2 separate regions of the Homo sapiens genome follow, and region 1 is linked to region 2. A link is an interaction called in ENCODE POLR2A ChIA-PET data of the cell type or tissue named here. Cell type or tissue: MCF 10A. All regions are shown on one strand. Each heading gives the region's core, and the rest is flanking DNA. Links, peaks and the distances in the headings are about the cores only. Region 1 overlaps LOC105377407 (a long non-coding RNA gene). Region 2 overlaps LOC105377407 (a long non-coding RNA gene).

The links. Peaks named below come from ENCODE experiments on the same cell type or tissue, not always from the same donor. Only the 100,000 strongest peaks of a DNase experiment are listed, where the experiment ranks them.
Region 1: POLR2A ChIA-PET joins it to region 2 with 5 read pairs; 2 of 35 experiments call an interaction of 5 or more read pairs at or near these places.

Annotation. Positions count from the first base shown.
Region 1 is chr4:124,119,563-124,123,972 of GRCh38, reverse strand. All of the region lies in intron 2 of LOC105377407 (a long non-coding RNA gene), which reads left to right. Among named protein-coding and RNA genes, the nearest start is that of LINC02516, 440 kb to the left of the region's middle. In MCF 10A, for the core only: no CTCF peak of the experiment used is centred there; a DNase peak (open chromatin) is centred at 2,152.
Region 2 is chr4:124,192,684-124,197,093 of GRCh38, reverse strand. The region is part of intron 1 of LOC105377407 (a long non-coding RNA gene); the gene reads left to right. The region is part of intron 1 of LOC105377406 (a long non-coding RNA gene); the gene reads right to left. Among named protein-coding and RNA genes, the nearest start is that of LINC02516, 360 kb to the left of the region's middle. In MCF 10A, for the core only: no CTCF peak of the experiment used is centred there; no DNase peak of the experiment used is centred there.

The sequences.
Region 1 (4,410 bases), core at 198-4,197, 73 kb after region 2:
TACCTTTAATCCTGATGAACTTTTGACCTACATAAATTTATTCTGATTACACATATTTCCATAGCACTCTCAAATTACTCTAGTACCCTAAGCCTACTGGGATGTCACATACCTAACATTTACTTGGCATCTGCCAACTTTACTTACTCATACAAAGTATAGTTAAAAAGTGACATTGAAAAGCATCTATATATATAATGTGTAGAGATAGATACACACATACATGTGTGTGTATATATCCTTCAAACTATTCTATTAATAATAATGCTGATTACTTTTCTCTTTCCTTTTGTTACTATCACATTATTTCAAGCCATCACTATTTCTTTTCTTTTTGATGAAAGGAGCTTAAAGACAGAGAAAGAAAAGTCTTCCATATTATGCTTAGGTAAAGTTGAATAGTTTCAAGTAAACTAAGAATGAGTGAGGGTTTAAAAATACACGACAAATGTAATTGTGTGCATACGAATATGTATATTGTCTTTTTGTCAAAAACAGCAAAAGAAGAACAGACAGAGAGGCGTTGTTTTGTTGAGCCACAAAGCAATACTTAAATGTATTCCCTTTGAGTCATTTTCAAATACCATGAATGATTGTTAGAAGAGAGAAGAGCGTGGGAAGACAAATGAAGCAATCAAACAATATTAAGGTAGTAGGGATTTGTATATATGAGTAGGTATTTTTAACATATTTTCAAAAAAAGAGAATGGTCTAGTGGTTGCACAGAAGAACAGGAGTAAGAGAGTCCTCTGGCTGAATTCCCCTCACTTGCCAATGAGTTTTCAAGGTGAGTTCCACAAGTGACATTGCCTCAGCGTTGGCCTCTACCACTCCAAGCAAATAATGCCCATGGAGCCCATAAGGACTAAGCCAGGAGAAGCTTAACATAAATCTATCTTTCAGCTGTAGCAGAAACAAATCAAAAAATATTTTTCCAAAGAAAATATGAAATTAATTAATCATTAGGCTTCCTATAATAAACATATTTTATTTTGCCTGTCTTATTAAAATATCCTTTTAAAGAAAAATTTGAGTATTTGAATCTTGTGTTGACCAGATGTCTTATAAAAATGCTATCCATTATATTATGGATAAATGCTATCCATTATATTAATGTTATTATTATTCTTATTTTCATTTGGTCACAGTGTCAATTTTTCATTTAAAATGTTCTGAACTTTGTATATGTCTCTTAAAATCTGAAAGAGCTGTATGCCTTTAGAATTTACCAGGTTAATCTATTTTTTAAGACTTTGACTTAAGATTACTAAAATGTTGACCTGGATTTCTAAATTTTCTTTTTGAAAATAATGTCACCTTAAATTGTATGAACATATTAAATGTAGCTGAACTAGTTGAATATGTTGAATATTTTAACAGCAACAAGTCAATACCTACATACATTCCCTCGGAGGCCATCAGAGTAGGTACTTTGCAAATGCTTAGCCATGCCAAAGCCTTCTCTAAGCAGAAAGGAAAACACGTACGCAGATTTATGTCCTACTCTCTGAAATGTCCTATGGAGGAACCTCAGGTTAAAATAAACTCGCAGAGACCAATCACCATTCTCCAGTTTGACTGTCCAAGGAGAAGGATCAAAATTGGGTTCTGTTTTCCAAGCCACTTCGGAATTTGAGGAGCATCTTCCTAAAATGGCTAAGTGGGTATTTTATTCTGTCCTTGTACCCAGCAGTATAGTAAAAATAGCTATTTCTACTGTGGAGCATTGACTAATTCTGATACAAGATATTCATTTTATCTTATCCATTTTGTTCTGAGACCAAGTAAAACTTTATAAATAACCACAAATATAAGATCAATAAACACAATAATAAAAAGCAATTAAACATGTCTGTCACTTTGCAAATTCTGTCATTATGTATTTAAATTCATTAATTCAAAAAACACTTACTGAGGACCTTTTCTGAGTCAACACAACCAAATGATGCAATTACTATTAAATTCCAAATTTTATGGATAAAGATAGAGTTTTAAAGAGAGTTATATGTTGCACAAGATCACACACTAGACAGATGAGCCAAGACTTCACCTCAGATGTGTCTGATGCCAAAGACTGAAGGTTAAGCTCCTTCATCATTAGCTGCCAAGCATGTTTTCCCAACCTCACCTAGCTCTCAGATACACTTCTTTTGCTTTTTTGGAACTAAGCCCAGCCAAACATTCTCTGTGACAATGTAGGGAGGTCAAGGTTTGGAATGTATTTTTTTCATACAACTTCTCTCAAACCAGTTTGCAAATTATTGCACAAGGTGCCATGATATTCTCTGACTGTACCAGAGGCAACTTCTTGATAGATTCAATTCCTACAATAACAGCCATAGGTCAGAAAATGAGGGAGTTATGGAATGAGTGGTTTTGGGCCTGTGTTTTTTGGCCTGACACTGGTGAGCGTGTATAATCTGGATAGATGTTAGCTTTCTAAACAAACATAACCTCTGATTGCATTAAAGGGGGAAATAAAGTTTGAACTTGTTTCCTTCATTAAATAGCTCTAAAAACTGGCATTTGTTGAGTTCAAAATGGGGAATTAGTTCTGATGTGCAAAAACAATTACAGGAATGATGGAGCTACCAGAGTAAAGTCTTCAGTTTTCTCAAATAATCACAGAGACATTTCATCAGAAATGTGTCTCAGACAGCTCATTTAAATATCAAGTAAGAAGTGCTAAATTAGATGTGTCTGTGAAAAGTTCCTCAACTATAGTTGGTTTTGACACTGGACTGGGTTCATTCTTCATTTTGGAGACTCCTGTTGACCAGATACTACCAATGTGAAAGCATTAATTTGCATGTATCACTTTTGTTATTCAGAATTTCACAAATTCAAGGAGAAAAATTTAAGAAGAAATCACTGAAATGAGAAGAAACTGCCATTTTATTGATGGTGAACAGCTGGCATCAAGGAATATTATGAAGCACAGTAGGCTTTAATTGTGATCTATGTTAAAACATATTACAATATGGAAAGAAACCATAGGGTAAAGCAATTGGCTCTATTTGTATTCAATGTAAATTCATAACATCATGAAAAGATATGAGAAAGAATAATTACTAACATAAAGTTGCCTTTCATTCTCAAATGCATAATGCAATCTATAACTAGGACAAAAATTAATTCTATGAACTAAAATAAGATGTAATGTATATTGAAAATATTTTAGACAAAACTTATGGGCATGCAAGTATACTATTTTTTTGCTAATTGCATTAACAGTTTTCTGCACTTCAAAAATTACAGTTTCTGCAATCATACTATTACTATAAAGGCAATAGCCTAATTAAAGAAAAGATGGAGAAAGACACAAGAGTAATTTGTAATGCGTCACAAAATGACTGTATTCTGGGCTAGGCTGACATCAAGTAAAGAAATCAAAAGTCTCACATGTTCAGTACAGGGCTTTTTTTTTTTTTTTTAACTAAATCTAGCATTGAATGATATCTAGATAGTGATAAAGACTTAGATCTTCTCAGGTCACTTATGCAACTGAAATATTTATAGACCATGCAAAATATAACTGATTTTATAAAGAACCTACTTATTAGTAACTTTATTCATATAAAATGAAACTGAAAATGCTGCTAAAGAACCACTTACTACTAGTGAAAGAAGAAAAAACGTGGTTGAAGATTTTAGAACAGGTCTTTCTGTTACAAATCCTATATATATTCTTTAAAAATTTGTATTGTAGAAAATCATGCGCTAAAGTTAATAGGCCTTAGGTGGATAACAAAGTTATCAAATCTTCATTAATTTATATCTCAATTATTAAACTAGAACAATTTAAATAACACCGCTAATACAGTTAAATCTTCACAGACATTTGTAACCAGAATCAAACGTCCACAGTTGGTTCCTCCACCCTTAAATTCTGCGTTTGTGCTTTTTCTTTTAGATGAGGATACTAGAGGTATTTTACTGAAACCAGTATTGTTAACACTAAAATCTGAACCGAAAGATAGGTTTCTACATTGTTTGATTTTTTAAACCTGGGGAGTGTCTTCACAGCTTCTCCATTTATACCACAAACTTCCACAGTTAGCTTAATTCTGGGAAATTTAGCAGTTTTTGAGGCACATTAAAAAACACAAGTTGTACCAAAAGAAAACAGTTCAACATAATGTATTGGAAAGAGAGTTATCTTTCACACAGGCTGACTAGCTATAAAAAGTTAGTTTTGTTTTGCTTTGTTTAAATCAACTTTATTACCCTAATTTAACATACAAAAAATGCACAGATTGTAAGTTGATGAGATTTGACAAATATATTACACTCGAGTAATCACCATCCCAATCAACATCCTTTAAGTCCTTTAAGTTTTTGAAGGTAGCATAGTCTTTGGCATGCTCCCCTGGAATGATCTATTGGTTTTGATTTGCTACCTTGGTGAGT
Region 2 (4,410 bases), core at 280-4,279:
TAATCCATGGCATTAACAGAGTGATCTTTTTAAAATACAAATTTGATTATATACTACATTGTCTGAGCAATTCATGGGATATAAACAAGATGGCAGAAAGGGTGGATTTTGAATAGAAATAAACCAGTATATCAGCTTTGAAAATTTGAGTTGCTCATTAGATTTCCATATAGAGATGCTGATCTTGGTGTTAAGGAATGGGTAACACAGATAATTTTTAAAGTACATTACTGTATTGAAAACTTTTCAGAAAAGTTCAGGGCCTGAGTCCTAGAGCACTGCATTGCTTAGAGGTAAGGTAGTTGAGGAAGAGCTGACAAAGGGGTTGAGAAGGAGCAGCCCAAAAAGTAGAAAGAGAGCAAACAAAGTGATGTCCAGAAGCCAATGGCAAAATGCTCCAAGAAAAATAAGGTACCAACTGTGGCTGCTTAAGGAAAAGTATGATGAAGTCTAAGAATTGACCCTTGGATTTAGCAACCTGATAGCTGGCGAGCTTGGGGCATTAAGCATTTTGGTAGAATGACATTGAAAAATCGATTGGAGTATGTTTAAGAGATCAGGGAGAAGATTGGCAAAATGATTACAAACCCTTCCAAAGAATACTGTTGTAAAGGTAAACAGATAAGTGGAGTGATAGCTAGTAGAGTTGGCTATAGAGTAAAAAAAAAAAAAAAAAAAAAAAAAGCACTTTCTTTTTTAAAATGAAAAATAAGGCATGTATGTATTCTAATGGGAATGATTCAATTAAAGGGAGAAAATTAGGATGCAGAAAACTAGAATGAGTAAAGGGGCACTTTGCTGGGAAAGAGACCTAAAATAAGTGAGAAGTGATAGAATCTATTATACTGGTGAGGAGCTTGGCCTTAGATGAGGAAGAATAGTTTACATAATGTAAGGAGGGAAGCAGAGCATATGGGTGGCACAGGCGAGTAAGTGTGAAGATGTGCTGGTGGGGCGCGTGGAGGATGCTTATGATTACCTAATTTAATTTTGGTCAAGTATAAATCAAGGTCATCAGCTGAGAGTGAAAATGGTGAGGATCTATTGGAGATTAGAGAAGATGTAAGGTCCTGAGACTAACTGGGAGAATAGAATAAGGATGTTCAGCTGATAGCTCTATGAGTACTCCAAATCTGTGTCAGCAATTTCAAGTAAGGCCATTCAACATAGTTTTGCCTTTTTACACTATTCTATTGCATGGCTATAGAAATTGAGTAGGCAGAGAGCTGGATTTAACCAGGGTTTAGGTTTTGCCAGGCAGTTGTGGCAAAGGTATGGGGAAGACAGGAGTTGGTGGTGTACAGGCATGATTATAATGATTGGTGCTAAAAGATAAGCTGAGGAAGAGGGAAAGTGGTACTTGGAGAGGGAAGCAAAAATGCTTCATGGAACATAGGTTGCTGGAGAAGCAGAATAATTGTCTACATGTGTTGGAGAGAGTGAGATAGAACAAGTAGGAAGTAGGCGGAGAGTGAGATTTCCAAATCTGAGGTCCCACAAGGAATGTAGTTTCAGTAATTTTACATCATTATTTTTGAATATTGGAGTGGATGCTTGTTAAGGAACTAAGAGGCCAGGGTGTGAGAGGTATCATCTATGTGAATATTGTAATTTCCAAAAATCAAGAATCATGCGAGGAGAAGTATTGAAGAGAATGGTGGTAAGCCAGCTATGATTAATTCTCAAGGAGTTAGAGAGGGGTGACCTAGAGATCTGTTGAGATCATCTGAACTGTGTTATTTGAAAGGTTGTTTAGATATTTTTCTTAGCTATGTATTTAATTTTTCCATTGGCTTCAGTCTCTTTTTCAATCTTCGTAAACCATGTTATCATTAACATTTTTGTCATTTTCCAATTAATTCAAGGAGAGTTTCTTATTATTGTTCTTCACCTTGCTAGTATCCTCTAATGCCATTTATGTTTTTCATTACCTCAAATGGAGATTTGAATTCTGTTAATCTTGAAATTTTACCTTTATGAGTTATCATCATTTTCTTCATTTTTTCTCACATTTTCGTTTCTTCTCACATTTTCATTTCAACTAGTCCTCAGATTACACTTTTCTTTTCCTGTTTCATAGAGTCCAGGGCATCTTGTAAAATATGGAAAATGAAGAACAGCTTCTGAAATATTATGCACATCTCTATAGTGAATCCTTTTTGGAGATAAATTCCCCTTGAAATGTTTGGATGATGTTTCTTTTGCTTCCTTCTGTAGGACGACGTCATAGGCTCCAGGCAAGTTTTCTTTAATCAAGTTGTCCTCATTGAGAAGGGAGGTCCTATACCCAGTTCTGTCAGCAGAATAGGTGACTAATTGAATATGTCTTATTGAGTAAATTTACTAAATTACCTTCATGTCAGCTGGATCAAAGACCAAAATGTTTTCTCCAATTGCCAGTTTAAGACATTTTTTAACAAGCACATGAAAAATTGCTCAAGATTATTAGCCATTAGCTAAATGCAAATAAAAACAAAAATGAGATACCACTTCACACTCACTAAGATGACTTTACTAAAAAAGATGGATGTTAACATGGCACATGTATACATATGTAACAAACCTGCATGTTGTGCACATGTACCCTAGAACTTAAAGTATAATAAAAAAAGGATGGATATTAACAAGTGTTGGTGAGTATACAGAGAAATCAGAACACTCATGCCAGCATAACTTGTTTTATCTTGCTTCATTTTATTGCATTTTGCAGATAATGTTTACTTTGGATTTTTTTTTTAACAAATGAAAGGTTTGTGGCAAATGTGTCAAGCAAATATGTCAGTGCCATTTTTTTCCAAAAACATGCGCTCACTTCATGTCTCTGTGTCACATTTTGATAATTCTCACAATATTTAAAACTTTTTCATTATTACATATGGTGATTTGAAATCAGTGATTTTATGATACTATTGTAATTGTTCTGGGGTACTTCAGACTGTGCCCATAAAAGACTGCAGACTTAGTCAATAAATGCTGTGCCTATTCTGAGGGTTTCGCCATCTAGCTGTTGCCCCATCTCTTTCTCTTCTTGGGCCTCCCTATTCCCTAAGACACAACAATATTGAAATGAAGCCAAGTAATAACAAGATAATGGATGCTAAGTGTTTAAGTGAAGGGGAGAGTCTCAAATCTCCCACTTTAAATCAAAAGGTAGAAATGATTAAGCTTAGTAAGGAAGGCATATCAAAAGCCGAGATAAATAGGTTAGATGAAGCTAACACAACATTCATTCTGTAGCCCATGAATCAGGAAATAGTTCCAACTTTCAAGTCTTATGATTCAAGAAATACATATTGTAAGGCTATAGCTGGTATAGACTGTGATTCCACTGATGGATCTGAGCAGAGTAAATTAAAAATCTTCTAGAAAGAATTTACCATTCTAGATGCCATTAAGAACATTCATGATTCATGAGAAGAAGTCAAAATATCAGCATTAATAGTAGTTGGGAAGAAGTTAATTCAAACCTTCATGGATGACTTTGAGGAGTTCAATATTTCAGTGGAAGAAGTAGCTGCAGATGATGGAAATAGCAAGAGAACTAGAAGTGGGGCCTTAAGATGAGATTAAATTGCTGCAACCTTATGATCAAACTTTAACAAATGAGAAGTTGCTTCTTATGGATGAGCAAAGAAAATGGTTTTGTGAAATGGAACCCACTCCTAGTGAAGATGCTGTGAACATTGTTGAAATGACAACAAAGGATTTAGAATATTACATAAACTTAGTTGATGAAGCAGTGGCAGGGTTAGAGATGATTGACTCCACAATTTTGAAACTGTGGATAAAGTGCTATCAAACAGCATTGCATGCAACAGAGAAATATTTCACAAAAGGAAAAGTCCATCGATGCAGCAAACTTCATTGTTGTCTCATTTTAAGAAATTGTCACTGCCTCACCAGCCTTCAGCAACCACCACCCTGATCAGTCAGCAGCCATCACATTGAGGCATGAGGCAAAACTCTCAGTTAAGACTCACTGAAGATTCAGAGGCTCATTAACGTTTTTATCATGAAGTATTTTTTAATAAAGGCACATAAACTATTTTTTAGGCATAATGTTATTGCACATTTAATAGACTATAGTATAGTATAAACATAACTTTTATATTAACTGAGAAGCCAAAAACATTGTGTGACTCACTTTATTGTAATACTCACTTTTTTTGCAGTGGTATAAAACTGAACCTGCCATATCCGTGAGATATGCCTGTACATTGCTGATGGGAAAGTAAAATGATGTAGCCAGTTTTGCTTTTGACAATCTGACTATAACGTGTTTCAGTGTGGCTCTCTTTTAAATTTATCTTACCTGGAGTTCTTTGAGTGTCTTGTATGTTTAGAGTCATGTCTTTCATCAAATTTAGAGAACTATGACCATTGTTTTTAAAATATTCTTTTTGCTCTTTT